Linked DNA regions of Homo sapiens: regions 1, 2, 3, 4, 6 and 7 are each linked to region 5. A link is a loop called in an ENCODE intact Hi-C map of the cell type or tissue named here. Cell type or tissue: endothelial cell of umbilical vein. All regions are shown on one strand.

What was found. Peaks named below come from ENCODE experiments on the same cell type or tissue, not always from the same donor. Only the 100,000 strongest peaks of a DNase experiment are listed, where the experiment ranks them.
Region 1: a loop joins it to region 5, with 8 times the contacts of the local background. A loop is called at or near these places in 5 of 110 quality-filtered maps.
Region 2: a loop joins it to region 5, with 11 times the contacts of the local background. A loop is called at or near these places in 23 of 110 quality-filtered maps.
Region 3: a loop joins it to region 5, with 3 times the contacts of the local background. A loop is called at or near these places in 7 of 110 quality-filtered maps.
Region 4: a loop joins it to region 5, with 9 times the contacts of the local background. A loop is called at or near these places in 23 of 110 quality-filtered maps.
Region 6: a loop joins it to region 5, with 9 times the contacts of the local background. A loop is called at or near these places in 11 of 110 quality-filtered maps.
Region 7: a loop joins it to region 5, with 10 times the contacts of the local background. A loop is called at or near these places in 4 of 110 quality-filtered maps.

What each region holds. Positions count from the first base shown.
Region 1 is chr13:107,738,068-107,742,067 of GRCh38, forward strand. The region is part of intron 1 of NALF1 (NALCN channel auxiliary factor 1); the gene reads right to left. Among named protein-coding and RNA genes, the nearest start is that of NALF1-IT1, 95 kb to the right of the region's middle. In endothelial cell of umbilical vein, no CTCF peak of the experiment used is centred here; no DNase peak of the experiment used is centred here.
Region 2 is chr13:107,203,774-107,207,773 of GRCh38, forward strand. All of the region lies in intron 2 of NALF1 (NALCN channel auxiliary factor 1), which reads right to left. Among named protein-coding and RNA genes, the nearest start is that of SNORD31B, 120 kb to the right of the region's middle. In endothelial cell of umbilical vein, a CTCF peak has its summit at 1,713 (motif pointing right); a DNase peak (open chromatin) is centred at 1,758; H3K27ac peaks cover 76 bases.
Region 3 is chr13:108,153,821-108,157,820 of GRCh38, forward strand. No RefSeq gene overlaps it. Among named protein-coding and RNA genes, the nearest start is that of LIG4, 60 kb to the right of the region's middle. In endothelial cell of umbilical vein, a CTCF peak has its summit at 1,873 (motif pointing left); a DNase peak (open chromatin) is centred at 1,871.
Region 4 is chr13:107,209,462-107,213,461 of GRCh38, forward strand. It overlaps NALF1 (NALCN channel auxiliary factor 1), which reads right to left. Exons shown (of 3, transcript NM_001080396.3): 2 at 1,123-1,294. Among named protein-coding and RNA genes, the nearest start is that of SNORD31B, 110 kb to the right of the region's middle. In endothelial cell of umbilical vein, a CTCF peak has its summit at 1,717 (motif pointing right); DNase peaks (open chromatin) are centred at 550, 1,300 and 1,750.
Region 5 is chr13:107,866,909-107,870,908 of GRCh38, forward strand. It overlaps NALF1 (NALCN channel auxiliary factor 1), which reads right to left and starts at 588. Exons shown (of 3, transcript NM_001080396.3): 1 at 1-588. LOC124903206 (heparan sulfate glucosamine 3-O-sulfotransferase 4-like) reads left to right here. Exons shown (of 1, transcript XM_047430833.1): 1 at 1-4,000. The coding sequence ends at 552. RefSeq lists an enhancer at 1,056-1,624. In endothelial cell of umbilical vein, a CTCF peak has its summit at 1,510; DNase peaks (open chromatin) are centred at 1,163 and 1,473; H3K4me3 peaks cover 1,949 bases; H3K27ac peaks cover 1,153 bases; H3K27me3 peaks cover 439 bases.
Region 6 is chr13:107,372,022-107,376,021 of GRCh38, forward strand. All of the region lies in intron 1 of NALF1 (NALCN channel auxiliary factor 1), which reads right to left. Among named protein-coding and RNA genes, the nearest start is that of SNORD31B, 53 kb to the left of the region's middle. In endothelial cell of umbilical vein, a CTCF peak has its summit at 1,667 (motif pointing right); a DNase peak (open chromatin) is centred at 1,690.
Region 7 is chr13:107,648,659-107,652,658 of GRCh38, forward strand. The region is part of intron 1 of NALF1 (NALCN channel auxiliary factor 1); the gene reads right to left. Among named protein-coding and RNA genes, the nearest start is that of MIR1267, 120 kb to the left of the region's middle. In endothelial cell of umbilical vein, a CTCF peak has its summit at 1,650 (motif pointing left); a DNase peak (open chromatin) is centred at 1,633.

The DNA.
Region 1 (4,000 bases), 130 kb before region 5:
ATTTTACTGCAGAAGTACAGTGAAATGAAACATAAGTCACCATTGGTCACTTATCATCCGTCTCATTTAAGTGTTTATTTCTAAGAATAACTGTGACATTTTTGGGAATGCCCATTAAAATTATTAATAGGATATCCAGTTCATTTATGTCTTGCCAGAAAAGGAGGTGACCGAAAACACTTTCTAGAATGTTCCCCCAATTGATATTGATTCATGCCTATGAGAAGTTTCTTCTGGATAAGAGGTCACCACTTCCTGTTCTAAGTGGCATTTACGCATTCTGTGGACTCATGATCTTAAATCCATTGGTCCAATTGAACAACTATGTTAGTCTCATAAGATTCCAATCTTAAGCCTGGACTTCACAAAATAACCCATTTTCTCCCCGTTCCCTTGTCCCCAGACACTTTCTCATTCTTCTAACAGTCAATTTGGATCAAATAATTAATACCCTGAGAATAAACAAAGAAATAACTACAATATCACTTTGTGTAATAAAAGTAGATTATTAAAAACTTTCCCCCTTCATTCTTAGAATGGGTCAATAAAAGGACACTTAGAAATGAAATCAATACATTTTCAAAAGAGTTCAGTAAAATTTTCTTTATTTTATTTTTGAAATGGAGTCTAGCTCTGTCACCCAGGCTGGAATGCAGTGGTGTGATCTCGGCTCACTGCAACCTCTGCCTCCTGGGGTCAAGTGATTCTGCCTCAGCCTCCCGAGTAGGTGGGACTACAGGTGCCTGCCAGCATGACCAGCTCATTTTTGTATTTTTAGTAGAGATGGGGTTTCACCATGCTTGCCAGGCTGGTCTCAAACTCCCGACCTCGTGATCCGCCTGCCTCTGCCTCCCAAAGTGCTGGGATTACAGGTGTGAGCCACCTCGCCCAGCTGAGTTCAGTATAATTTTCAATGAGAAAACTGAAATTCAGTTTTATAATCAAAGAGCATGTTTGCTGGAAGCCATCATTCTCAGCAAACTAATACAGGGACAGAAAACCAAACACCGCATGTTCCACTCATAAGTGGGAGTTGAACAATGAGAACACACGGACACAGGGAGGGAAACATCACACACCAGGGCCTGTCAGGCGGTCAGGGGTAAGGGGAGAGAGAGCATCGAGACAAATATCTAAGGTATGCGGGGCTTAAAACCTAGATGATGGTTGATAGGTGCAGCAAACCACCATGGCACATGTATACCTGTGTAACAAACCCGCACGTCCTGCACATGCATCCCACAACTTAAAGCAAAATAAAAATATATATATTTTTCATATTTTCATATATAATATATAAATATATAATTAAGATAAAATATTACATATTACATATGTATAAATTCATATATAACATATAAAATATATAATATTATATATTATATACATGTGTATATAAAATCTGGCTGCGGAGTTTTTGATCTATACATTGAACAAATTGTCTCACCTACTGATATTGACCCTCACTGATTCATCAGGAAAATATAGTAACAAATACATACACAATGACTAATGCCATGGACAAATACACGGACTAATGCCATCCCGAACATACAAAGTATAATAGCAATTTATTAAGACCTCAAGAAACTGAACTCTATAGTGGAGGAATCCCCAACCCCAGGTCCATTAGGAACGGGGCCACACAGCAGCAGGTGAGCAGTGGGTGAGCGAGCGGAACTTCATCTGTATTTCCAGCTGCTTCCCAGTGCTCACATTACCGCCTGAGCTCTGCATCCTGTCGCATCGGTGGCAGCATCAGATGCACATAGAAGCGCAAACCCTATTGTAAACTGCACATGTGAGGGATCTAGGTTGTGTGCTACTTATGAGAATCTAATGCCTGATGATCTATCACTGTCTTCCATGCCCCCAAGATGGGACCATCTAGTTACAAGAAAACAAGCTCAGGGCTTGCACTGATTCTACATTATGGTGAGATCCATATTATGGTGTAATAATAATAGAAATAAAGTGCACAATAAGTGTAATCCACTTGAATCATCCTGAAACCATCCCTCTCCCCCAGTCTGTGGAAAAATTGTCCACAAAACCGGTCCCTGGTGCCAAAAGGTTGGAAATTGCTGCACTGAAATCAGTATAACTCAATATATACATTGCACAATTTATATCTGAGAAATATTTTTATTTATCTCAAGTAAAATTATATTTATATGAATATATAGAAAACTAGGCATTTTCCAATTGGAAATGACAAATGCAGAATGGGGCCACCTTATTACAAACAGAAACAAAACCATAGAAGATGTAATAGAATCAGAAGAGATACAGTCTGTGAGGCATCTGTTGGTAATATTATATCTGTCCTCTTTATCTTTGGAGATTAGAAGATAAAAATTGCAAATTATTATTTTTGCTTTGGGGGATTTAGTATGGAAATACTTAAAATCAACTAAATATAATTTACACTGAATTTCTTGAAATTACATAGCATCTATTATTAGATTATTCATCACAATCTTTCAGACTCACAGGCAAAGGATAATAAAATAAACACATGTAACAGAAAACTAAAAGTGTTTACCTATTAATTTCAAACATTTTTCCATAAATCAAATTATTAGTAAGCTAGGACACTTCTAGATATTACTGAATGTGCTCACTTTGTTTCTGTGATCATTTTATAAATGGGCATCATTTTCCATGCTTCACTGGCTCAAGAACAGTTTGCCAAATTGGTGGACTACTTTGCCAATCCTTGCTAGCTTTTTTAGAGATCAGAAAATGAAAACCCTGCTGGAATCTCCATTGGAAGGAATAAAATATATGCTTTGGAATATGTACAAGAGAAGGATAAGCTATTTCTTTTGGTTAAAGGAGGAGAGAAATGAAGGCAGTAAAGAACAACTGTAAATATCATTAAATTCAACAGCTAGGGGGCAGTGATCATGATGTTTATTCATTCATGTATTCATTTATTCAATACACATCACTGTGGTCCTACTACATACCAGGAATCACATTGATTCTCTTGTTTGGTATCAGTAGCGTTTTGTGAATTATAATACAACAAAATAAAATCAGCATTAAGACAACTAATTTGTGAAAATATGTCTGGGCTCATCCACAGCACATTTGACATAAAATTCTGAGACCTATTATTTACATTTCATTCTGGTGCTAATTGGATTCTGGAATTCCACTAACTATGGAGACCTTCTCTCAGTGTTGTTTCCCCAAATAGCAATGTAGCAAAAAGTATTTTCCTACCCTAATTCAGCTTCCCCTAGGATAAATGTTTGCCAAAGAAAACAATGATCAATGAAACAATCAATTTATTGTTAATTTACATATTGTCTTGTGGATAAAGTGAAGATATATAAAGGATAAATGCTTTCATTATTAATAAGAAATGCCTACTGAGTACTTACCTTAACCCATTCACTATCGTATGTAGGAGCAATCAGGTGAGAAAGCTTGAATGATGACAGGTATTTAACACTGAGAAAATGATGGTACTATAAACGGGAAGAGAAATATCTTGCAATAATACAAGGGAACTTTTAGCACTTCTAAGTTCATTTCTGAAACACTGCATTTAGAAATTGGTATACTGTCTAGTTGGAATTGACAGGTGTAGGACCAACACACAACTCAGGAGCCAGGTCCAGGAGTCAGCTCCAGGACCCAGATGGTACAATTAAGAGTGACTGAATGAGAAACTGGCTGAGATAATTTGGCTCATGAGGACCTCTGAAGGAGAGAACTTAAAGCCAAAAGTAACCCAAGACCTGAAAATGGGTTATTCTCTAGTTTATCAATGAACAAGGAAAAACAGAGCAAGTTTCCAGAAAGACATGGACGTGGATAGCTATGACCACAAGCTTGAGGTAAGGAACAGTTCTCAAACTCATCCCTACAGAACTTTGGTCTTATGTGGCTAATAATAACAATAACAATCATACATTAAAAATTAAGTTGATACCATCAATATCCATTACATATGTTTACAATGTGATTTCTTTAAGTAATGGTGCAC
Region 2 (4,000 bases), 660 kb before region 5:
TCTCCCTGGTCTGATGCATTTCATTTCTCCTCTTAGACCAGGCAAGGTGTAGCAATGAGAAGCAGAAGGATAACTTGAACTACGTTAGAATTTTCCCCAAAGGCTGTCGAGGTGAGCAAGCTCATGCAGGGCCTGCCCAGTTGTCAGCATGCCTGGAGGCAGAGGGGGGCAGAGGGAGGCAGAGCTCTCCCTGCTCTCCAACAAGTGTCACCCAGGTGAGCTGGAGGCAGAGAGGGGCGCCCACAAGCTCTCCCTGCTCTCCAGGTGAGCTGGAGGCAGAGAGGGGCGCCCACAAGCTCTCCCTGCTCTCCAGGTGAGCTGGAGGCAGAGAGGGGCGCCCACAAGCTCTCCCTGCTCTCCAACGAGCATCACCCAGGTGAGCTGGAGGCAGAGAGGGGCGCCCACAAGCTCTCCCTGCTCTCCAACAAGTGTCACCCAGGTGAGCTGGAGGCAGGTTGTCTTCCTCTCCCCACACAGACAAGCGTAAAACCTCATTCTCCTCTGCAGCTGCGCCTGCCGCTCCGCAAGCACCACCAGGCTGGACTACATGGGGTCCCATCTAGCTCGGGCCTCTGCTGTCAGCAGGCCTGGGCACTGTGTTCTGGCACTGGGCTCAGTACTCTTAGCCACTTGTGGAGGTGAGGCAATGAGACCTTACAGTGGGGGCGATTTTCCAAAATTCATAGCTACTGGCAGAATCCAGACATCCTAATTCCTCCTCTATTCCCTACATACATTCTCTTGCCAAAGGCAAACTTGACCTGCTGGGATCTTTATGAATATAGAATTCAGAAAAAGTAATCTTAAGTAGGAATGATCTGAACTCAAACCTAAAGATATTAACTGAAATAAACCTCAAAAAGTACAATGTTTTAATGGAAGAAGATGTCACGAACATATGAAGTTACTACATTTTACTTGGTTTTATAATCTACTCTCATTTTTTAAATTTTATTCTGGGCATACCATCTCCCTTCCCGTTTCTTTTTTGCCTTAAACTTTGACATATTTATTAAAATATTTTGTATGAGATTAAATGATGCTATAACTACACTGGTCTTTTTATTATTCTGTTTTCAGAGAAAAAAAAACCTGATTTTAAAAAATTAAATGAACATACGCATACGCAGGGGAAAATAAATAAATTGAAACGGCATAAATGTTCAAATTAAAATCTATAGAGGTATTTTTTTTTTCTACTGAAATTTTCCTCTAATGAGAACATCTTTTTTTTTTCTTTTATTATTATACTTTAAGTTTTAGGGTACATGTGCACATTGTGCAGGTTAGTTACATATGTATACATGTGCCACGCTGGTGGAGCTGCACCCACTAACTCGTCATCTAGCATTAGGTATATCTCCCAATGCTATCCCTCCCCCTTTCCCCCCACCCCACAACAGTCCCCAGAGTGTGATGTTCCCCTTCCTGTGTCCATGTGATCTCATTGTTCAATTCCCACCTATGAGAACATCTTTGTCTTTTAAAAATCTTTCTCAACTCACTGGTCATGTGAGGACTGGATTTTTGCAAATGTTTTTTCTTTTGCAGTTGTGAAGTCACTCACAAGTAAACCGTGAGATGCCAAACATTTAAAAAAAAAATCCTTCGAATGTGATCAATATGTAGATCAATGCATTTCCTCCCCTCAGGTTATTCCCTTCCGTTGCCTGCAGGCAGTGAACGTCCTTTCAGACTCTCTGCAGGCGCGCAGAGTCGCCACCAGGGGGCGCCCATCTCCCATTGCAGCCTCAACCGCCTGTCAAGTAAGGAACAACAGCAGCCCACAGTATTTTCCCCAGAGACAGAAACATAACCTTATTCCTGTCACAGCTCAAAAAGAAAGAAAAAGAAAAAAAATGGAATGCAGAATTTACATAGAATTCTTAAAATATGTTTTATCTCCATTGTCAGTAACCCCCAGCAGACCAACTTTTACTTTTATTCCTTCAATAATTTCCCTCTGTAAGAGAGCAGTAAATCATGGCTGGTCTATTTTATCTATCAATCAAATGATAATTTTCTTAATGTTTGTTACCATAGCACCCACAGCCTGTGCTCCTCTGCTGCCTCTGTTTTCTTCAGCTTGGTTCACTGTTAAAGGTAAGCAATCAAGGATTTCTCCAGGGGACTCTGGAATGAGGCGAGGGAGTGTGGAGAGGGAAGCCCACGTAATTACCACGATGACGGGTTGACATCGTAGAATCCAAAAACGACTTCCACCCCCTCACTTTAAAGATGAAGCAACTGAGTTTCTAAAATAGCACTGCATTATGCGAACTGAGCTTGCAAACCCAACAGAACCCACCTTGACAAATTTTAGCTCAATAATGCCTAACATTAAATGACATGTTTCACCCTGACAGCACCTCAGAATTTCTTTCCAATTAATTTTTAAAACATTTCTTTAGTCACGTGTCAGTTTTATTCTTTAATAGAAAAAAATTCAAGAGAAATCTCAGGCAAAGTGTCTTTCCTTTTATCTCCTAAGACAGAATTGGAATTAAACATATGCACGGGGATGCGCTTGTCATCAAGATCCGTGGTTAGAACATTTGGTCATGACCTTCTGTAACATCCTCAATCAAAAGCATTCTATAGTAATGGACATGCATTCTCAGATATTTCATTTTTTAAAGTAAGTTCCTGGCTTACTAAAGGATCATAGGTAGCAGATGATCAAAAATATATACATTTAAAACTTTCAAATTTGGTACATGGTGATGTGAGCACCATAAAGAAATGATGCACGAGATACTGAATTTAGTAAGTGTGACCAAAATGGTAAATAACTCCTGATCATTTACAGAAATTGTTCATTGATTCCAAGGGGTGATATTCCCTTTTTTGTGAATAATAGGAATCCTAGGTATCAGTATATAGCCAATAGGACAATGACAGGAAGAACTTGAGATCTCTAAGATTCTGGGTACAGAGAACGCTAAGAAAAGGAATCACCATGCCACTGGTTTGTCACTAAGGAGAAGCACCTTGAAGAAAACTGATGCTCACATGGACAGTATCTGTCATCAGGCCATGTGCAGTTACGTGCTTACAGAATACTTTTTTTTGAGGTCAATAAGAAAAGTAAGTGAAGAATCCTCGATATCCTAGAGGGAATTCTCCGTCCTTCTGGAAGCTGTGAATTGGATGCAGTTCAAATAGTAGGAAAACCATTATAATTAAATCTGTTGAATTTGAAGGAAACTCCACCTATTCCTTTAATTCTTAGTGAGAAATGATTGCATTTTAACATCTAGAGTGGAAATCAAATGCTTGATGATTTTTTTCAAAAAGAAAAATTGCTGGAGGCAAGAGGAAGGTCACCTTACTTGGTGAATTCTTTTTGATGAAGTTACTGCATTTTACTTGGTTTCATAACCTACTCTCATTTTTTTATTTTATTCTGGGCATACCATCTCCCTTCCCATTTCTTTTTTCCCTTAAACTTTGATATATTTATTAAAATATTTTGTATGAGATTAAATGATGCTATAACTACACTGGTCTTTTTATTATTCTGTTTTCAGAGAAAAAAAACAGAATGTAAATGGCTCACATTTACTTGCAAACTTATTTATAATGTAAACTATTTAAAAATCCGTGTACATTTGTAGGAGACGGACATCCAAAAATGTGCAACTTAAAATCTGGGAACAAATTATATGCACATATGTCTTACTAGTTTCCTTAGACGCATGACAAGCCACTCCACAGTTTAGCCAGTGGTCCTCTGGGAGCTGTCCTCTATTCTAACATCATCCAAGATGAAACCCATTCTGGGGCCCATGTCTGGGACTCTTATAAGCAACGGGCAGGCAGCTGTGATGGACAGGAGTAGAAATCTCCTTGCTCAGGTCCAGCAGTGCACTCTTTCATTTTCTTTTTCATTTGAGACAGGGTCTCGCTATGCTGCCCAGGCTGGAGTGCAGTGGCAGGATCACAGCTCACTGCAATCTCCAGCACCTGAGCTCAAGCAATCCTGTCTCTGCCTTCCAAA
Region 3 (4,000 bases), 290 kb after region 5:
AGCCCTGTCTTTACTAAAAATACAAAAATTAGCCAGGCGTGGTGGCAGGCCCCTGTAATCCCAGCTACTTGGGAGGCTGAGGCAGGAGAATCGCATGAACCCAGGAGGCAGAAGTTGCAGTGAGCCGAGATCGCGCCACTGCACTCCAGCCTGGCGACAGAGTGAGACTTTATCTCAAAAAATAAAATAAAATAAAATATTTATTATTAACAGGGAGCATTGAGTCTGCCAAGATTAAGAGCCAACTGTTCTGGGTGAGAGGATTTGGGCCTTACTCTCTATTATTTACTGTTCCTACCTTCCTCCTGAAGCTCATTTAATAGATAGTTTCTCCTGAGCTCACTGATCTTCCTACCTGTGCTACATATGGACAGATCTCCTATGCTTGAGTGTGCTTTAATTTTTCTTCTAGTCTATAGGTAAGAAAGGGGACTACCTCTTGGTCTTGAGAGTGGCCTGCAGAGCATATCTGAGCTTATTCTTTATTTTGTAAACTGTGAATTTTATCACCTTGCTATTCTTTTCATATATCGTGCAGCTGTTTACTCTCTCTCCAAAGTTAGGAAAAGAATCTCTGCTTGATTTTCACTTATCCAGCCTCCCTGTTGGCCCACAGCTGCTAAAAAACAAGGTGAGTGGTGCTTAAGTTCAGGCTTGATAAACCACAACTGAGCTGGACTTTGCACCACTTCACCCTCTACAGCAGTCACTGAATTCCTGCTGGGAGGAAAGTACTATGTGAAGTATTAGTAGATAAGGCTGGGAGGTGCAGAAAGTTAACTCATATGTGGCCTCACCTCTCAAAGGAATTTATAATCTAGCTGGGAAAAAAATGTTACGCCACAGAGTTAACAATGCAAGAGAAGGCTTTGTTGCACTGGTTTTAAAACCTATGCTGTTATTTATACAAGACCCTCAGACACTCTCCTGCCCCTATGTCCCTGCCCTCACATGCTGCTTTTCCTTTGGTCAATATTGACATTAGTCCAGTGACCAATATTGAAAGGGGACAGGGAGAGATGAGCTGCCTCCAGGTTTAGAAAACAAGATAAACAAATACGAAGAAGGAACTGAAGTAAGAACTGTATTCAGAGAATAGCAAGTACTTCAGGGTGAGAATAAAGTTGCAGGGAGAGAGGACACTGGGAGATTTGTCAGTAAATACATTTTAAAAATGGAAGAAAAGGCAATCTTTAAATGTCTTTACTCCTCCTAATGTTCACACAAAGAAAAAAGTATGAGTATGAATATTCCGTAAACTCTAACATCTTCCCCAGTAGTGGGGTTCTGTTATTTAGTCACAGTGCAGATCCAGCTAAGAGGAGGCAATCAGCTTGAAGTTAGATAGAGCCCGTGGAACTCAGGGACACAATAAAGATAGTTTTGAATTAAGTTTAACATTCAGGTCTCTTTTCTAAAAACTAGTATTTTTCCTAATACTTTTAATTTTAATCCCTTACATTTCCAACAGTTAAGCAACACTAGAACCAGACTGTCTGGTTTCAACTCCCACCTACTTCACCTAGTAGCTGTGAAAACCCGGGCAAAGTCCCTGCCTCAATTTTCTTGTCTGTAAAATGGGCACAGTCATAATATCAACACAAAGCGTGCTGTGCGCAATGATATGTATTAGGTACTTAGAATGGAAGTATGGAATTAGTCCTCAGTAAAAGTCCTATCGTTATGACTTAGTGCCCTATATTATCCCCATTCTGAAAAGTTATTTTATCTTTAACATAGATATACATTTCCTTTTACATTAAAGAGTGGAAAAACTCAGTCACATGAAAAAAGAGAGCGCAGCCTTGGCACAGATTTTTTTTTTAAGTGGCAATTCTGTGCTTTCGTGATACATGCTGCCACCTGCTGGACCCATCAGGAATTGTTCCCATCGCGGGATGTGATTAACATTGCTGTGTTGTTTGACATAATTTTATATTTACGCAAAATAAAGAAAGCTAAATATATTATTCAAATCGTTCAAAGAATAGCCATCTGAGCAATTTCTGTCACTAGGTGGCACTATTAATAACTGCATGTGATCTTAAGACCCTTGGAAAAGCTACATAGTCGGCTGCAAGACCCCAGTGTGATGAGGAGCTTCACGGCTTTTAGGATAATGACCATAGACACTCGCTTAGTTACAAATCCACACTTCAGGGGGCATCATAATGAAACTAGAATGTGAAATAAACGCAGCATTTAAAAGATCGGTTTTCTTTTAAATTAAAAGGAATTTAAATTATTGATATCGTAAACCATTTCTTATTTAGAAAGGCTTTAGTATAAAATTTTTAAAAATGAATAAAAGAGTAGCTGACACTGAGATTTTAAAAATTAATAATCTCAGAATACTAAGGAAAAATATAAAATGTATTTTAAAAATCTTTCATTAGTTCGCCTTAGTTATCAGACTTATGTTTCAGAGTGTGGGATTCTATAGTGGGAGACATGTTTTTGTTAGATAATATTTCTAAGCTTGGATCCAAAGTCAGAGATAAAAATGCATATGACAGCTCAGAAGATAATGTGGTCGAATTTTATAAAAGATGCATAGAAGACGTAACTCTGCGTGATTTAAGAGTACTTAACTCCAAATAGGATCTTAGGACATACGAGATCTCTCATAAGATGAGTACTTAAAGACGTTGAAGTGCCCGTCCCCTGAAGGGGGAAAATCACGAGTGGTGGGGGTTAGGACACATTTATAAGTGTCATTTATGACAGTGATTAGCTCAAATCTCTTAATAACCACTAGATTACTAAATGCTGGACTCTGTCTGGAAGGAACACTAGGCCAAGAACACCAGATGGGAAAATATGGAGTTCCCTCTAGTTGTAGTGTTAAAGCGTTGTGTGTCTGAGCACACTTCAGCCCCACTGAGGGACTGCGCTGCATCAGGCTCATGTACTGAGTGTCAAGGACCCCACTGAGAGTGATATGAAAGCTACAAAGCTCTTTCCGGAAGAATCCTGATATCCATCACACACACGCACACACACACATGCACTCACACTCACACACACAGTCACATACACACACAGACCCACTCACACACACACTGAAACACACTGTCTCAGACACAGACACACACACATACACACACAGACCCCCCCCACACACACACACATACACACTGACACGGTCACATACACACACAGACCCACTCACACTTACAGACTCATACACATACACATACACGCACACATTTACGTACACAGGCACACTCACACAAACACACTAACACTCACACACAGAGACCTACTCACACATACTCACACACACATTCTCACACACTCACACACATGCACACACACACCCACCATTACCAGAGCCCTGAATCTCTTTCTTGGGCCCCTTTAAGGTAAACAATCCATGAACCATATCACATCTACAGAACTTTCAAATGCTGAAGTTCAAGTGGTAAATTCAGTCTTAAGAAAAAAAATCATGAAGGAATTTGGGAATCAATTAATTATACATTATTTCAAAAATGTTAAGAAAATGAACCCAGGTCATAGTTAATACATGCTTATTAATGCACTTAAGAGTCTCAAGATATGACTTCCGGTTAACTATCTGAATTTATTCTTCTTTGAGCTAGGGAATGAATTCTTCAAAAACAGTTTTAAAATTTCTGTCTTATATATTACAGAATATTCTAACCTAAGACTAGTCTAAAGTGCCATTACTCATAAAAAAGAGAATTTATTTGTATTTTCTACATGCAATATAATCACTATAGAATATTATTTTAACATTTGCTTTTTAAACTATTGTCAAATTTATGTATATGATATAATATTCATTTTTGGATATAAGTAGAAATCTAAATCAATCCAATAATCAATCATTTTGGCTATTTATCAAGTCTTGAAATCTAAGCAGAGAAGTATAGAATTTATTTTATAAGTGTTAGGAAAATGCAGAGAAATATCATGAAAAATAAATATTTAGGGTGATTTATCTGGTAGTGATATGCAAACTGCCAACTGCCCG
Region 4 (4,000 bases), 660 kb before region 5:
ACACCAGCCTGGGTGACACAGAGCGAGACTCCATCTCAAAAAAAAAAAAAGAAAGAAATACTCATCCAGTTCTTAGGGCGAGCTTTGGCAGACTATCTCTTGATAGCTTATCACTTAGAACACTGTGGCTAATGAATACGTATGTAAATAAGCGATGCTGAAATAATTTGATAAATTCTCATGTTGAGCATCTTAATATGCTACTCTGTTTTAGAGGAGTTTGGCAAGTCTAATGTCAGAAGAGCATTTTCATGTGTCTCTACACATATGATGGTGTTTTATCCTTACACTTGAAAACAAAACGTGCTACAGCTTGAGCCACGTAATTCCAGGGACGCCTTATAGCATTATTGTTATAGAAGAGAATGCAGAGCCACCACTCGGATTATCACACCACCCTGGCAAAGTATCTTGTTCTCACCATTTAATTATCTTTTTATTTTTTAAAAAAAGGCTCTTGCTCTTTATATCTTATTCTGTCTAAATTATGTAATGCTTATAAATATCCAGAAAAGGAGTGCTGATATTGGTGTTTTGCCCAGTCTGACTCATTTGCTGAAAGAAGTAAACATCGTTTAATGGATAGACTTGTTGTGTGGCTCTAATAGACACACACACACACACACGTACAATTTAGGCAGATATTTTTAATGCTCTTAATACTTTTTACAGATAAAGTAACATAAAAATTCTCAGAAAATAAAATAAAAGAAAATAGGCAAGAGAACATAAACTTCTGACTAATTTGAAAAGCATTATTTCACTGGCCTTAGCACATCTCCTGTTCTTATGGAATTCAAAGGCAATGCAGGCTGAATCTAACCTATACTAGGTCACATGTAAGTATATCTAATGATTGCTAATATTTTGCCATCAGATTTCTTCTTTCACACAGTGAATAACTGTGGTCTCAGTTACAGATAGACCATGTGGTACAGAAGCTGAATCATTTCCAGACCTGTTGAGGGGAGCTTTCGGTGCTTCTATTAGTGAAAGTGCGGAAAACTACCAGCCGCATCTTCAAGGTTATATCAGTGAAAGGAAACAGCAAAGCAAACAAACATCACACAAGAAAGCAAAACCACCGGAGACTGGTGTACAGACTCCCACCCGGCACTGTACCTGTACAGATGAAACTGGAGAGGCCTCCGTAGATGACTTCATCATTGTCGGGCAATATAAATGGACACCTCGTCTGAACCTCCAAACAGTATTGCTTGCAAGGAATTGTCTTTCTGCAGTTAAACTGTGTGACTTCAAAATACTGGGAACAGAGCCAGGCTTTGTAGACAATCTGAAAAAAAGAGAAGAATGAAAAATATAGAGGCGTGACAACAGTTACAGTGATAGAGGCACTGTGAGAAGCGTGCAAGCGTGCTGTGGTTTCAAGTGGATCCTAAGAGAGCCCTCATTGTGAGAAAGCGTATTTACACAACGACAGCTGCAAGTGATAAAAACACAGCAACGAAAGTCTCCGCAATAAAAGCAAAACAGTATTTGATTGCATCCCTAATAGAATGTAAAAGGTATTTTGACCTTTAATTTTATGTGGCTTATTTGAAAATCAGTGGATTTAAGCAGGAAGTTAATTTTTCAAAATTCAGCGATATCTAAAGTAAAATAAATAATTGACTCTATTGCTCTTCTGTGCTGTAGTTACTTGCAACGTGGCTGATGAGCCAGTTCCCTCCACACGGAGTCCCACGTCTATGCCTCCATAGGACGCTAGATGGCGCGAAGCACTTTATAAAGATGGCCCAGCAGGGGTTGGGAAACTGCTGTTTAGATCTTGGACTTTGAGAGGCAGAGAACAGGCAGATATGGACATTTACATTCATGACTCACACCAAATGCATTAAAAATCTCACTGTCTGAAAGCCCAGAAACACCCGACATAGAGCAGACATCATATGCTGTGGTGTGGTTGGGAGTAGGAGGGAAGCCTCATCAGAGCCACAGCTTCAACCTTCTGGATGATGTGCAAGCCACATCAATGTTTGCTACGTATTTATGTAATTTCATCAAATGTGAAAGGACTGGGACTTCATTCATCTCTTTGTTTTGGTGGCTATTTGGGAAAACAAACATTGAAAAAATTGCCTTTTTCTGACACGAAGGAATAAGCTGATCTTAAATTCAAATACAACAATGGCAGATGTACCAATTTGCAGTACAGGTTACTGAAATTCAGTTATTCTCCAGGTCCTTGGCACTAATGGCTTTTACTTATCTATTTCTAGGGTTAATATTATCCAAGTAACATTTTGCCGGTTATATTTTACCTAGAAAAATGGAGGCGCAGCAGTTAAAGGTAGCCTAAGAGATTATAAATACCTAATAATAACAAGAATAATAGCTGGTATTTATCAACTTTATACTCTTTTCTAAGTAAGCTGTAAACTTTTTTTTCCATGTGATTCTCAGCATGCACTTTTGACCATAACTATTACTCACATTTTGAACAGGAATAATATTAAGTAATAGTACTATTAGGTAATGGAAATGGAAAATCCAGACTTCAAACCCATGTTCTGTAGGGCTCCAAAGACTGTGTTCCTAATAGTTATCCTATATTTAATCTGAAAACTACTTTTAAAGCACTTATGAAATCACAAGGGAGTTTGCAGATGAACCTAAAATCAGCATGGCCTTCCATGCCCCGGGTCAATATCTATTTGGTAGAAGGAGGATTGTATTTTTTTATTCATAACATTAGGTTGATCAAAATGACGCTTTATTCTGTGATCAAGGTGACTTGGTAGAGGTAAAATGAGATAAATATCAAAGTGAGATACACTTTTAAATGGCCAAAAGTAATTTTTCTTTGCCAGTCATCAATGGCTCACAATCACCATGTAACTTGTTAGTAAAACCTACAAATAATTAGAATTCTTATAGGTCTTTTGAATGAGTCTTCTCGTAACAGTGTACACTGAAAAACTGCACTAGAAGAAAACGTTACAATAGCCGAAGAAACCTCTAAGAATTCTTATGCCAACTGGGAAACGGAGGTGGGCTGTGGCTGTGTGCCCCAGGAGGACAGCAAGAGGCTGCCTCAGGGGGACAGGTGAAGGTGGAGGTGGTGCCGGCAGCAAGAGGCTGGAAGCACCAGCTTCAGAAGAAAAAGTGAAATGATTTCTTAACCAAACCATGGGGAAGTTGAAAACGTTTGTCAAAATGCCATAGACATTGACGTTTGTGTAATATGACATGATACGTAATATGACATGACATTTATTATGTAAACTAAGCTGTAGTATAGGAATGAGCCATGTATCCTCTGATTCCTGGGCTTAATAACCTTTCTCAGGTACTAGAGGAAGCAGGATAGGCTTATACCTGCAGTTCAAAAAATAACATTCCATTATGAGGACAGCTTGCTTTCCGCACATTTCTGGGATTCTAAAGTCTAGAGTTGCCTGTTTTTCTTTAAGGAGTGCCCTATGTAATGCCAGAAAGTGGCTCATGTTTTCATTGGCCAAATTGGGGTCCCCATTCCCACCGCTCCCTCACACGTTGCCTTTCCACCGTTATTCCAGTTAAAATGGGTTCTGAATAGGGAATCGCATCCTGCAGCCATAAAGTCTTAAGAAACAACGTCTCCTCTCTCGCAGACGGTGGGGCGTCCAGTATTGGAGTCTCTTCAGATCTAGCCATCCTCTTTGCAACCACTTTCCTCAGCATTGCCCGATGGGAACATATCCATTTTTATTCTGGCTCCTTAAATTCTATTTCCGCTATATTTCCTTTGCAGATTTTTTTTTAACTCAAAAAAAAAAAAAAAAAAAAGAAAAGAAAAAGAAACTAGTAAGAGATCACAGCATTTTTTTTTAAGTATCAGGTAGTAGTTAGTTATGAAGAAAAGTGATCGAGCATCATTTGCAAAGCCGCCGGCAGAATCCCAGACCTTATACACTGAGCTATGACGACCTCTCCGGCCAGGCTCCACGGTGGCATCCGTTATGAGCTACCTCCTGGGCTTTGAGTGTGCAATGAATAT
Region 5 (4,000 bases):
AGAGAGAGAGAGACGGAGGAGGCTGGTGCTGGTGGCCGGCGGCGAGGCTGGGTGCAGGGGGCGATGGTGGAGGTGACAGGGTGGCTGGCGCGGCTCCGGTCACCCAGGCATTGTCAGCGCGCGGGTCCCCATGGCCCCGCGGAGCCCAGCCCGCTCTCCCCTGCCAGGGGCATGCCGCGCCTCCGCTGCCCACTGACGGCGCCCGGAGCGCCTCCCCTCCTCCTCCTCCTCCTCCTCTTCTTCTCCTCCTCTTCCTCCTCCTTCCTTTCCTTCTCCTTCTTCTTCTCCTCCGCCTCCCGCTCCTGCTCCGCGCTGGCTCTCCCAGAGTCCGGAGCCTGGGCTGCCTCCGGCGGGGCGCTCCCTCCCCCCCACCCCCCACCCCGCGCTCTAAGTGCTGCCGCCGCCGCCGCCGCCGCCGCCGCTGCCGCAGGGCCGCCCGCGGGCGCCGCCGCCGGGGCTCCGACTGCTGACGCCGCCTCCCGCGGAGCTCCGGGCCGAATCGCCTGGGCTGGGCCTCCCGAGAGCCACAGTCATCTTCAGTCCGCGGGCTAAGTTGCCGCCATCTTCGTCCTGGAGAAACACTTTTTTGGGGGGAGCGCTGGCTTTTGCGTCATCTCCTCCCGCGCCGAGCTCGCTCCATCCTGGCGCAGTGGCGCCGGCTCGGCCCGGGAGGAGGGAGAAGGCGCGCGGGGGCGGGCGGCGGCGGGGCCGCGGGGCCCGGGGGCCCCCGCCCGGCTCCCCGGGCTCAGGCGCCTGCTCTTTCCTTTCTGTCCCCCTGTCCACGATATTTTGTTTTAATCACTGAAGAGAAAAATAAAAGTCAGACTGCGGACGGCATGGCCGGTGAGGCTCCTCGCGGCCGCGCCGCCCGCACGCTCTGGCTCCGGGAAGCGTCCGAGTTGCAGGCGCCCGGGCAGAGGTCTCTACTGGTGCGAGGGTCTGGGCAGAGTCCTCTCAACTAAGGACCGAGCCACTTCGGATGGAAGGTGGGGGTCCGCGGAGGAAGCTCGAATTGGCTAGAGGAGGGATGAGGTGACATTTGGTCTCTGAATGCGTCTCGGATCCCGGACCGCGAGATCCATCGCTCCCAGTGCGTGCAGTTATTCCGTCCTGCTGTGTGACACGGGAGAATGGCGCGCACGCCTGTGCACCTGCATCGACCGTGTAGCTGCCTGGGTGACAGCCACCCATTTGTCTATGTTTTCTTTCCTATTCTAAAGTAAACGATTAGAAGTGGCCTCATAGAGTCTTAGGAAGAAACAGTAAGCCCTGTGCCACCCGGGGTCACTGCCTAGCCCTGCCCTCCGCGCGCACCGTCCGCGTCTCCGAGGGCTCCTCCTCGGACCTGGACCCTCTGGAGCGGCTTCGACCCTCCCTCTGCCCCCGCTGCCTGCGTCCAGACCCCCTCCCGGGTGGGCTCCTCCGAGGACCTCCGCAGCCGCGGGCGAGCTGGGTGCCTGCGAGTCGCCGCCGCAGTCTGAGCCTCTGGTGCCCCTTAGCGTTGGCTCTCGGAGTTCTGAGAAGGGAAAGGAGACAGACACTCTGGGAAAATCTGGGGTCACCTCGATTCCGGCTCCTACGCTGGATGCCGTGGGCAAGCATCGGTCTCCTTTGATCTGAAGATCCTGCCCACTCCGCCCCTTGCCCCTGCCAGACCCGCGGGAGCAGCAGGTGGCGTGGGTGCCAGACGCTGCCGGTGCGCACCGAGTGCAGCGCTGCCCCGGCTCGCCCCGGGGGTCGCGTGGGACAGCGGTTTGCGGTGTCGCCCTCTCTGCGGTGCTTTCCAAGGACCCTCATGCCCCGCCCGGGTGCACATTCACCACATGGGTCTTACTAGGTGACCTCTTTCTAAGTAAAATGCATTGAGAAACCAAAGGGATGGGGCATCCGTATCCATTTTCCTTTAAGGAGCGCTGTGGGTGTTGGGGATGCGGGAGAAGTAGGTGTTTTTTAAAGAGAAAATTGCAAAACCTCTTGGGCAGGATTCGACCTACTAGCCTCTTCTGCTGCATAATAAGGTACTGTATACACTAAATTTTACCCCTAAAAATTTTCAGTTCTTACCAACTATAGGTAATGATCATCCAAAAGCCGCGTCCTGTTTGATGGCTGGTTTACTCAAGTGTCATGTAGTGTTTTAAAAGACGATTTGTGTAAGTAGATCATTCTAGTACTTTCGATTTCAGTGTGTTGAATTTCTGAGTAATGTCAGTTTTTCCTCATAATACAGACAAAATTATTATTTATTAACCAGATTGTTTATTAATCAGGACTGTACTGTACATGCCACAATATTTCTTAACTAAATACGAGTGCATACATTCTCGCTGACATAACTATTATTATACAAGTACAGTTTGTGCATTGTAAAAAAGGTGTAAAAATCAGAAGAGCAATTTAAAAAGTCATGGTGATATCAACACCCAGATATAATCAGTATTTTCATTTTACAGCATCTTCCTAACATTTTTATTTTGTATTACTAATTTCCTGTTTTGTGATATTCACTAGTCCAGCATTTTCGAAGGATTGAAGTATGATAGAATACACATCCACACTTATTAGATAATAATATATTTCCCTTCAATAATGCATTAATTTTAATCAGACACAAACATTTTAATGGTGGCTGAGATTATTAGCATCCAATGTCTTACTCTGCATGTGTGATTAAATCAGAAAGAGAACGAAAACTAGGGGAAATAAAATAAACAATATAAATTTAAAGGTTCATAATTATCAAACAAGGAACCGAAGCAAAAGAAGACTCTGTGACTTATCTTATTACTATTCAGATCTAGTAAAAATCATGTCTCAGAAGGTAGTTCAGTGATACTTAGTAAAAGTCTTATATACTGCATTAAAATAATAGTGTTTAATCTATTTTTACTTTATGTAACAGACTATAGTTAATTATTTTTAAGTAAGCTGGGCCTTGCCTTCCTCTAATGTTTCTCATGAATTAGGATATTTTTATAAAAGACAATTTTAAGGACGCAAGCCCACTGAAAGTAAACTGTTGAGAACCAATTTGACTTTTGTTTGTTGTGTGTTGGTTCTAGAATGAACTGTTGGAAGACAGATAAAAGACCAAGTCTGGCCTCTTGAAGCTTAGTCAAGGGGCAGATAATACTAACTAGGCCAACAATTACAATACAAGGTAATCTGTGAAGATTAGCATGTTTTGAGACTTCAGAGTAGAGCAGTAAACTCCAGTTGGATTTTAAGAGGGACTAGGGATAGATAGGAATTGGGGACATTTAACGGGAGCAGAAAGAAGTCTTCTAGGGAGGAGAAAAGGACAATTCAGAAGGACAGCAAATTTCAAGGACTTGGGACCTTGAAGGAGCCCAGGGCACTGGTAGGACTACTGACAGATAAGTGGGCTGTGTTGTGTGTGACCTGTATATTGGGAGGGGGTAAGGGAAGAGGCTGGAGAGAAAGGCTGGGGCTCTGTTATGAATGATACTGTATAATACTCAAAGGAAATTGGCTTTTCTCCTGAAAGAGATGGATTCATTAAGGAAATTTAGATTGTGACTTCAATGTTCGTTTTCATGAACATCACTGTTCACTAAAATCAAAACGAGAAATATGTTTGGAGAAGGCGTTAACTAGATTAGTAAATGTTGATTCTTATTAGCTTATCAGCTAAAATATTGCATAGTGGCAAGGAAGAGCAAATAGCTTGGCTGGAATGTAGGTTTCATTTATATCAGGAAAATCAGGCTGTGGAGTCTAGAAACTCCTACGTAGGTTTTACCTAGGAGTGTGACTAATGGAATAGAGAAGTTTAATAGCACCAGCACATTTCAGAAGGCTGCTGAATAGTAGACAGTTGCAAATACATTATATTGAGGGATCTGCTAACAGGATGTACTCTGAACAAGAAAACATTGCAGAAACAATCTACATGTATATCATAGCTCCAGGATTACTGTTCAGGGGGTCATTTATGTTTATAACCTTCAAAAATTCAAAGCTCTTACGTTATTTGATC
Region 6 (4,000 bases), 490 kb before region 5:
CTTTGAGCTGAATAGGGCACTGTTTTGTGAACTCCTGCCTTGGAGCGCAGCAAGATGCAGAGAGGTCTCCTCATAGCCTGCACAGCCGCAGAACAGGAAAGGTGTTGAAGGAAAAAAAATCATTACGAGATGAACTAAAGTCCCTGTTTCTTTCGTCTTTCAGACTCACACAATTTCTTCCAATATTCATGTTTAAACAATGTACATGGAATTCAAAAAACATTAAAATTTCTTTTGGATCAAGTCCTTCTGACAATACTGTGATGTCTGTGATTTCTATTTTAGATACCCTTCAGGGTAAGATATGCCATGCCTCTATTGCAACAATTAAAACTTCTATGGGACAAATGACATGCCAGCCATGAATATTGCAGGCACAGAGAAATATAAATTATAATTTGCGTATAACCACATCATTTTACTCTCATAGTCCACAACTATTCACAGTATGCCTATTCATTGAAAGGCACTATACTCATTTGCAAATTAAGTTCTGCCCTCTAGGCATTTGAAATATAGCAGAGAATAAATATTTAATGAAATTTCAACAACAAAATAAATAGTATAGTATCATAAAAGATAGTCATACAAACTTGATTTCAAACAATAGCTCTTAGAGATGGAGTAAATCAATGAAGATCTTCAATTAGATAAGATAATAGAAAACATTTGGTGATAGATCAATGCTTTAAAAATGTGTTCTACAGAATACCTACCAATCTGTTATCAAACATGCTTGAAAAGTTGCAATAATGTATCATCATGAAGGTTTAGATATCAAAGGTCCCAAGAAACTCTTAAGAAAATCTTTAAACACTCATTTAGCTCAGCATTTCCCAAATACATGTAACTATTAATCTAACTCTCTTTTTCCTAGTAATACCAATTACTGGGATAGCAAATACAACTGAATCGGACCCTAAATTTTCTACTGCTAGCATCTGTTAATGAGGTCATTTAATCTCTCTGAACCTTTCTTTCTCTATCTGTAAACTGGGGATGATAATAATACAGGCTCTGATCCCTTTGGGATTAGTTCATGTAATTATGTGAGTTACATAATCATGACATGAGCAATTATGCATCATATAAGGTATACAGAGCATCTAACAGAGAACAAGGTTCTTACTAGCACCTCACTAAATGTTGGGTCCCTGTTCTCTCTTCCTTTCATTCTTCATTAAGGAAGAATAGACCTAACAGGAACGTCATATTTTAAAGATCACAAATGAAAAGTAGATGTGAGACTAGCACCAGGTTCTCTTGATAACCAGCTCAAAATTCTCTGGAGATCGAAGATTTTGAATACCAGATGTTGAGACCTGGAGAAGGAGAGTAGACCCAAGAAAGGTGAAAGACCTAACATGGAATGGATCAGAGTAAATGAACTGACTGAGTTTCCAGTGTTTTAGTGTCTCAGTGACTTAACATTTCAGTGAGAGCTGGGATTCCGATCCCAGTCCCTGGGATCACTTTGCCTTGCTCTGTCCCTCCTACAGCAGATGCAAGGTGGAGCCCAAAAGGGGCCACAGCCAATGGGTCCAGCTGTATTCCTAAACAGACTGAATAAAAAGGGCTCTACACATTTCCAGGGCTACTCCATCTGATTGCAAAAGATACTCAGCACTCACGCCTTTCTAAGCATCAACCTGGTCTCTGAAATAGCCACAAGAGGGCAACACTATCATCTCTTTCTTTTTCTTTTCTTTCTTTCCTTTTTGTTTTCGTTTTTTTTGGGACCATGAGATTTAGTCTGACTCACCACACAAAAAGCACATGTTTCAATGTATAAAGGCCAAATAAATCTGGCCGAGCATGGGAGAAGGTCAAGATTACTCATCAAAAGAATCTACCTTCTTTAGAGCAAGTTACATTCATTGAAAAAATTATGAGACTGCCCATGGTGATCAATAGTTTTAACATACTTAATATCCCTTAAAATGGAACATAGTTTTTCCTATTGCCAAAGCAAAAATAAAAACATTTGGGACGTTTTCTTTGTAATGAAAATTATTGATTTATTAAAATATTCACTTCTCTGAATTTTCCAATGATTCCTTCATTAGCATGTTTTCCATGTTATTTTATAATTATAAAGGATGCATATTGTAACATCCATCAGTGTCGTTTTCTCTGTCTACTTTCCTACGCAAGTACTTCTCTGCTGTAGTCAACCTGGACCAGTCACCATCCCACAAACACATCATTCTCCCCAGCATAGCTTGCTTACATCATCCCTCTAAGGTATGTGAGGAAATTCTGTCTAAAACATTCACCATCAGGAGCAGGGAACTATTTTCAGAGAAGAATTTATCTGCTCTCATTCAGCACATGACTTCAGTGGACCCTTTTTATTGGGTTAACTTCCCATCCAATAGGAGATCAATAAGTAGATCCTCTATCAAATTCTAAAATATAATTTATTTCTCAATGTTTCAGATTTTATATTACAAGCTAAGCTGTATAAAATAACTTATTATTGATATTAAGCAGCTTTCCCTTGAAAAGACACATTTTATAATCAACATGGTATTGCTCACAGATATTCTGAATGAGACGCTAAGACTTACCCTTGTCTTTTGGACCTAGAGGCTGAGGCTGTGCCGTAGTTTCACTAGCAATACCACGATGATTATAATCCCCAGAGCAACAGTGTTGGGAGGCGGGTTGTAATGGCAGGTGTTTAGGTCATGAGGCCAGAGTCCTCATGAATGGATTAATGTCATTATCATGGAAGTGGGTTTGTTATGAAGGTGAGTTTGGGCCCCTCTTGAACTCTCTCACTCTCTCTCCCATGTTATGCTTTCCACCATGTTAAGATGCAGCAAGAAGGCTCTGACCAGATGTGGGTTTCTCAGTCGTGGACTTCCTTGCCTCCAGAGCTGTAAGTCAAATAAATTTCTGCTCATTATAAATTACCCAGTCTGTGCTATTCTCTTAGAGCAGCACAAAACAGACTAAGAGAGTATCCTCCACTGGTTTAAAAAATTAACCTTAATATAGCTTCTAACTGTATAAACTGCTCAATTATATTTTCCCTAGTTTTATAGAAAAAGAAGTATTACATAAATTCAGTTGCATTAATTTGAATAGGATAAGTATAACACATTTAAAATTTTAGCAACTATTATCCAAAGAATAAAAATAAGTAAAAGCAAATAAATGTCTTCGGCTGTGATACCATGTGTGTATGTGCATATGTATTATGTGTTTAGCTTTCAAGTATGTGGTTTCAAAATCAACAATTCTTTCCTGCCTAATCATATTCAATAAACATATGAAAGCTTCATTTGACATTTTCTATTTGAACACTAATGAAGACAAATTGAAAGCTATTTTAATATTTTTTCATGTTCTCGAAGAGACTCTGGAAAATACTTGGTCACATTCTACAGAAATATTTTTTATAAAAAATGTATATTAAACAAGCAAAGTCATTCCAGAAAGTATCTATCATGTAAATAATTAGGAAATGTCTCATTTTTGTGCTTTGCTCAATTTCAGTTATGATTAACTGCTGCTCCGTGTAATAATATATTGCATATTTTCCATCAATTGAAAAAAAAATGGAATAATAGGTATATAAGGAAATTGACTTAAGCTTTGATTTTGAATTATCAGTTTAATTTCTAATAATATGAGAATGCTATAAAGAAAAGAGCCAATAGAACAAAAAAGTAACTCTAAGTTTGAAGAAAGTATCAACACAGGATATTATCCTCTCATCCTGATAAACTATCACAGTAAAAAGAAAAGAATGTTCTAGAGAGGATTCAGAGAGAATTTACCCAACCTGGGTAGGGAGTAGTATTGGGAAACAAGGAAATAAATGTGAAAGCCAGCCTCCAAAGTGACCTGATGCCCCCTCCCGATAGTCATGTTCTTATAAAGCAACCTGCTATACACACACACACACACACACATACACACACACACAGAATGATGAATGGGGCCACCAATGGGATACTACAGAATGGTGTTTTGAGACTCTGAGGCTAGA
Region 7 (4,000 bases), 220 kb before region 5:
TTGTGTGAGTATAAATTTTTAATTTATTTGAGAACATACCAAGAAGACTGATTGCTAGTTAATATGGTAAAAATGTTTAGTTGTGTATGAAACTCTCAAATCATATTTCAAAATAGCTGAACCATTTTGCATTCTCCCTAGCAGTGAATAAGAGTCCCTGTTTATTCACATCCTTGCCAGCATTTGCTGTTGTCATTGTTTCCAATCTTAGGCATACTAATAGGTGTGTGGTGGTATCTCATTATCGTTTTAATTTATGTTTCCCTACAACATGCAATGTTGAGTATCTTTTCATCTGCTTATTTGTCATCTTAATATTTTCTTTGGTGAGGAGTCTTTTCAGACCTTTTGCCCATTTTTAAATTTGTACTGTTTGTCTTTGTTGTTGAGTTTTAAGAGCTCTTTTTACATTTTGGATAAAAGTCCCTTATCAGACATATGTTTTGTAAATATTTCCCCCAACCTATGTTTTATTTCTTCATTCTCTTAACAGCACAGTTTTTAAATGTTAAATAAATAGTATACCACCAGTTATACTATTAACTAACTTTGTTACTTTCCTTTTCATCCCACCATGTGGGAACTGTCAATCTTCACTGTTTATGCAGATATGCAGATTCTCATACACAGATTTTTACATCTTGAGTCATACCTCTGTAGATTAAAACATCAAGAAGCATATGAATATGGAATTCAGCAAGAGCTGTATTCTGTTTGGTTTTCAATGCTATGTGATAAAATTTATATAATCTTTTTTTAAGATGTACTGGCTATGCAGTTGTGTTTTCTCCAGTTATATTTTATTTTGTTTAAAATGATTGAATCAGATATTTTCTTTGCCACACATGTACAATTAAGTCCTGGGTTGTAGAGTTAATTATTTCATATAAATTACCTTTCATGAGAGGCATATTTAGTGAATGCTACATATACTTACCTTTATTCAATCCTCTTTATGTGCAAATAAAGGTTTTCAAGTAAGTGGTAAGTTGAACAGTCACAGAAAATAAAAACAGTGTATCCTGGAAAATTATTTTTTAAATGTCATGGCCACCTTGAATGATAATTAAAAGGAAAGCTACAATATAACTGAGATAGTACAGGGTATTCAACTTTGTATATAAGAGACTTTCTGTCTTTTAGGAAACTATATTTTGTGGTGTGCTGTGTCCTGCAGTCTATACCAAAAAAGGTGACCCTAACTAAGCATCGTGATTCAAATACAGGTTAGGCCCTGGCCCCTACCCGTCAGCTTGCCATCCAAAATGATAATGCTACATGGACTGTTATCAATACTTGTAAGTTACTTTGGCCAATAAATTATAGAACTTAAAGAACTACAGATTTTAAAAAATACTTGAAAAGGCACTCTGGATTTTAAGCAGATTAAATTTGCCCTGCTGATTCTCCCATTTTCAAAATGAGTATTTTAAAAGTTGCCTGTTAAGTCAAAGATCGGAGTTTTTGTCCCTGGTGGCATATCCTACACTGTCATTAATGATATAGTTTCGATTTATCTGATAAGGTAAAGTCATTACAGATGCCCCCCAAGTCGATAGTGCCTGTCTAGGAAGGTCACCTGACAGAACCAGGGTACCCCTGGCCACCCGGACCTGGCCTGAAGGGGGCGAGCGATGAGGCTGCGCCACCTAGTGGCTGCGACTTCGAGTCTCCTCTAGCAAAATCAGATGTTCTTGGCCAACGTTGCCATTTGAACGGTAATCTCTGCAACCATTAAAAAAAAAAAAAAGGAACAAATTAACAGCATTTGCAGTGACCTGGATGAGACTGGAGACTATTATTCTAAGTGAAGTAACTCGGGAAGGGAAAACCAAACATCGTATGTTCTCACTGATAGGTGGGAGCTAAGTTAGGAGGACACAAAGGCATAAGAATGATACAATGGGCTTTGGTGACTTGGGGAGAAGAAGAGAGGGGAAAGGGAAAAAAACTGCAAATATGGTGTGGTGTATACTGCCCGGGTGATGGGTACACCAAAATCTCACAAATTACTACTAAAGAACTTACTCGTGTAACCAAATGCTACCTGTACCCCAATAACTTATGAAAAAATAAAAATAAAAAATAAAGAAAGAGATCATGTCTTTTGCCAGAATATGAATGGAGCTGGAGACTATTTCATCCTTAGCAAACTAACACAGGAACAGAAAACCAAATATATCATGCCTCACTTGTAAGTGGGGGCTAAATGATAACAGCTTATGAACACAGAGAAGGAAATAAGAGACACTGGCGTCTACTTGACGGGGGAGGGTGGGAGGAGGGAGAGGAGCAGAAAAGATAACTACTAGATACTGGGCTTAGTACCTGGGTGATAAAATAATCTGTACAACAAACCCCTGTGACATGTGTTTACCTATGTAACAAACCTGCACATGCACCCTCAAACCTTAAACAAAGGTTAAAAAAATAAAGAATTATAAATTCATTGCTTTATTTGATTTGTTTAATGATGAGATAAAAGGAAAATGAGTTACTGTGCCTGCTTCATATGTGGAGAGAGAGTAAGACCTTGCTGAGAGCCACATGGTACATAACCTCTGGCCTTTGACATTTAGTCCCGGGCTGTTTCTGTTCTGTATTCTTTACTTGCACGGAGCAATAGTCAGGAAGCAATGACCATAGGTCATGCCAGGGATGCTTTAAAACTCTGTGCTTTTCTAATTACACAACGTCGAAATGTCAGGCCACAAAACTCAATTTTTTGTTACCTTATTTGAATAAATATCTGAGATTTTCATCAGTATTTTGATGTCCTAGAGACTTGAGTTGCCTCTTTTTGTGAGGGTTGGGAGTTCTCTGAAATAAGCAAAACTATGTTTGAAAGTATTAAGATCATAATGCTGTTGCAATAATGAAAACCTCTACTGATACATGTATTAAATGAATATTTTAAAACTAGCCTGTTCCACAGGATGGAGTATTAATTAGTTTTGAAATGGAGCAGACATTTCAGCTTACTTAACTCTTCTCAGCAAATAAAACTGATGTCCCACCCACACCTTCACCTTCCAGGACTTCCCGCTGTCTCTGAACTCAGCTTGTTATGTGAGGTTCCTAAGGAACCATTCCACAAAACTGTTTGCAATATACACTTGAGGATTACTACAGTTCAAGTATTGAGATCTAGTCTAATTAAAATAAGACATCAGAATAGAGGGAAGGATGGAAAGAAGTAAGGAGGCATCTTACTCTCTGATGTTCAGTTCTTCAACCAGGACTCTAGAGACTGCTCTTTGCGAATATATCAAAGCTAATTTTAAACTTGAAAGTTTTCCATTTTAATGAATGTGAGATCATAAACTAGAAGACTTAAAAAATCTTTATAGATATAAACATGTTTAACTCTATAAATAACTTTATTATGCTTTGCTGAAGAAAATACTTATGATGCAGAACTGACTTCAATTTCTAGCTTTAGCACTAAAAAAAGACGGAGTACTCTTCTGTTACTTGGACTGGGACTTTGGACAATTCACTTAAGCTTTTGGTCCACAGTTTAATCAATGCAATGGGGAGATTGGATTACCTAAGGATTTAACTCTGTCCCATTTAAATTTCTGTGATTCTGAGTTGTGTGCAATTACACTGCTCTATTTGTCATTCTGGCCTTTGTTATTAAGATTGTTTAAAAGGTCATTATGTGCTTAATGACTTTTAACATATTTAAATGTTATTATTAGAGAAATAGTTATGGTTCTTCAAAGTTGAAGATAACTAAATATAATATTGTTTTAAATTTTAAGCTTTCTTTAACATATACACAATACATAGCCAAAGTCCCTTCTCCTATGAAATTCAACATATTTACAACTTTTGGAAATTCATGATTGGACATCTTTGAGTGGCATTATTTTGCACACAGAAGTCAGCCTCCCTAGCCCCAAAGGATGGTGCCCATCCCACATGTAAAATGAATCCAATCCCATCCTAATATCCCCCAAATCTCAAACCATTACAGCATGAACTCAAAATCCTA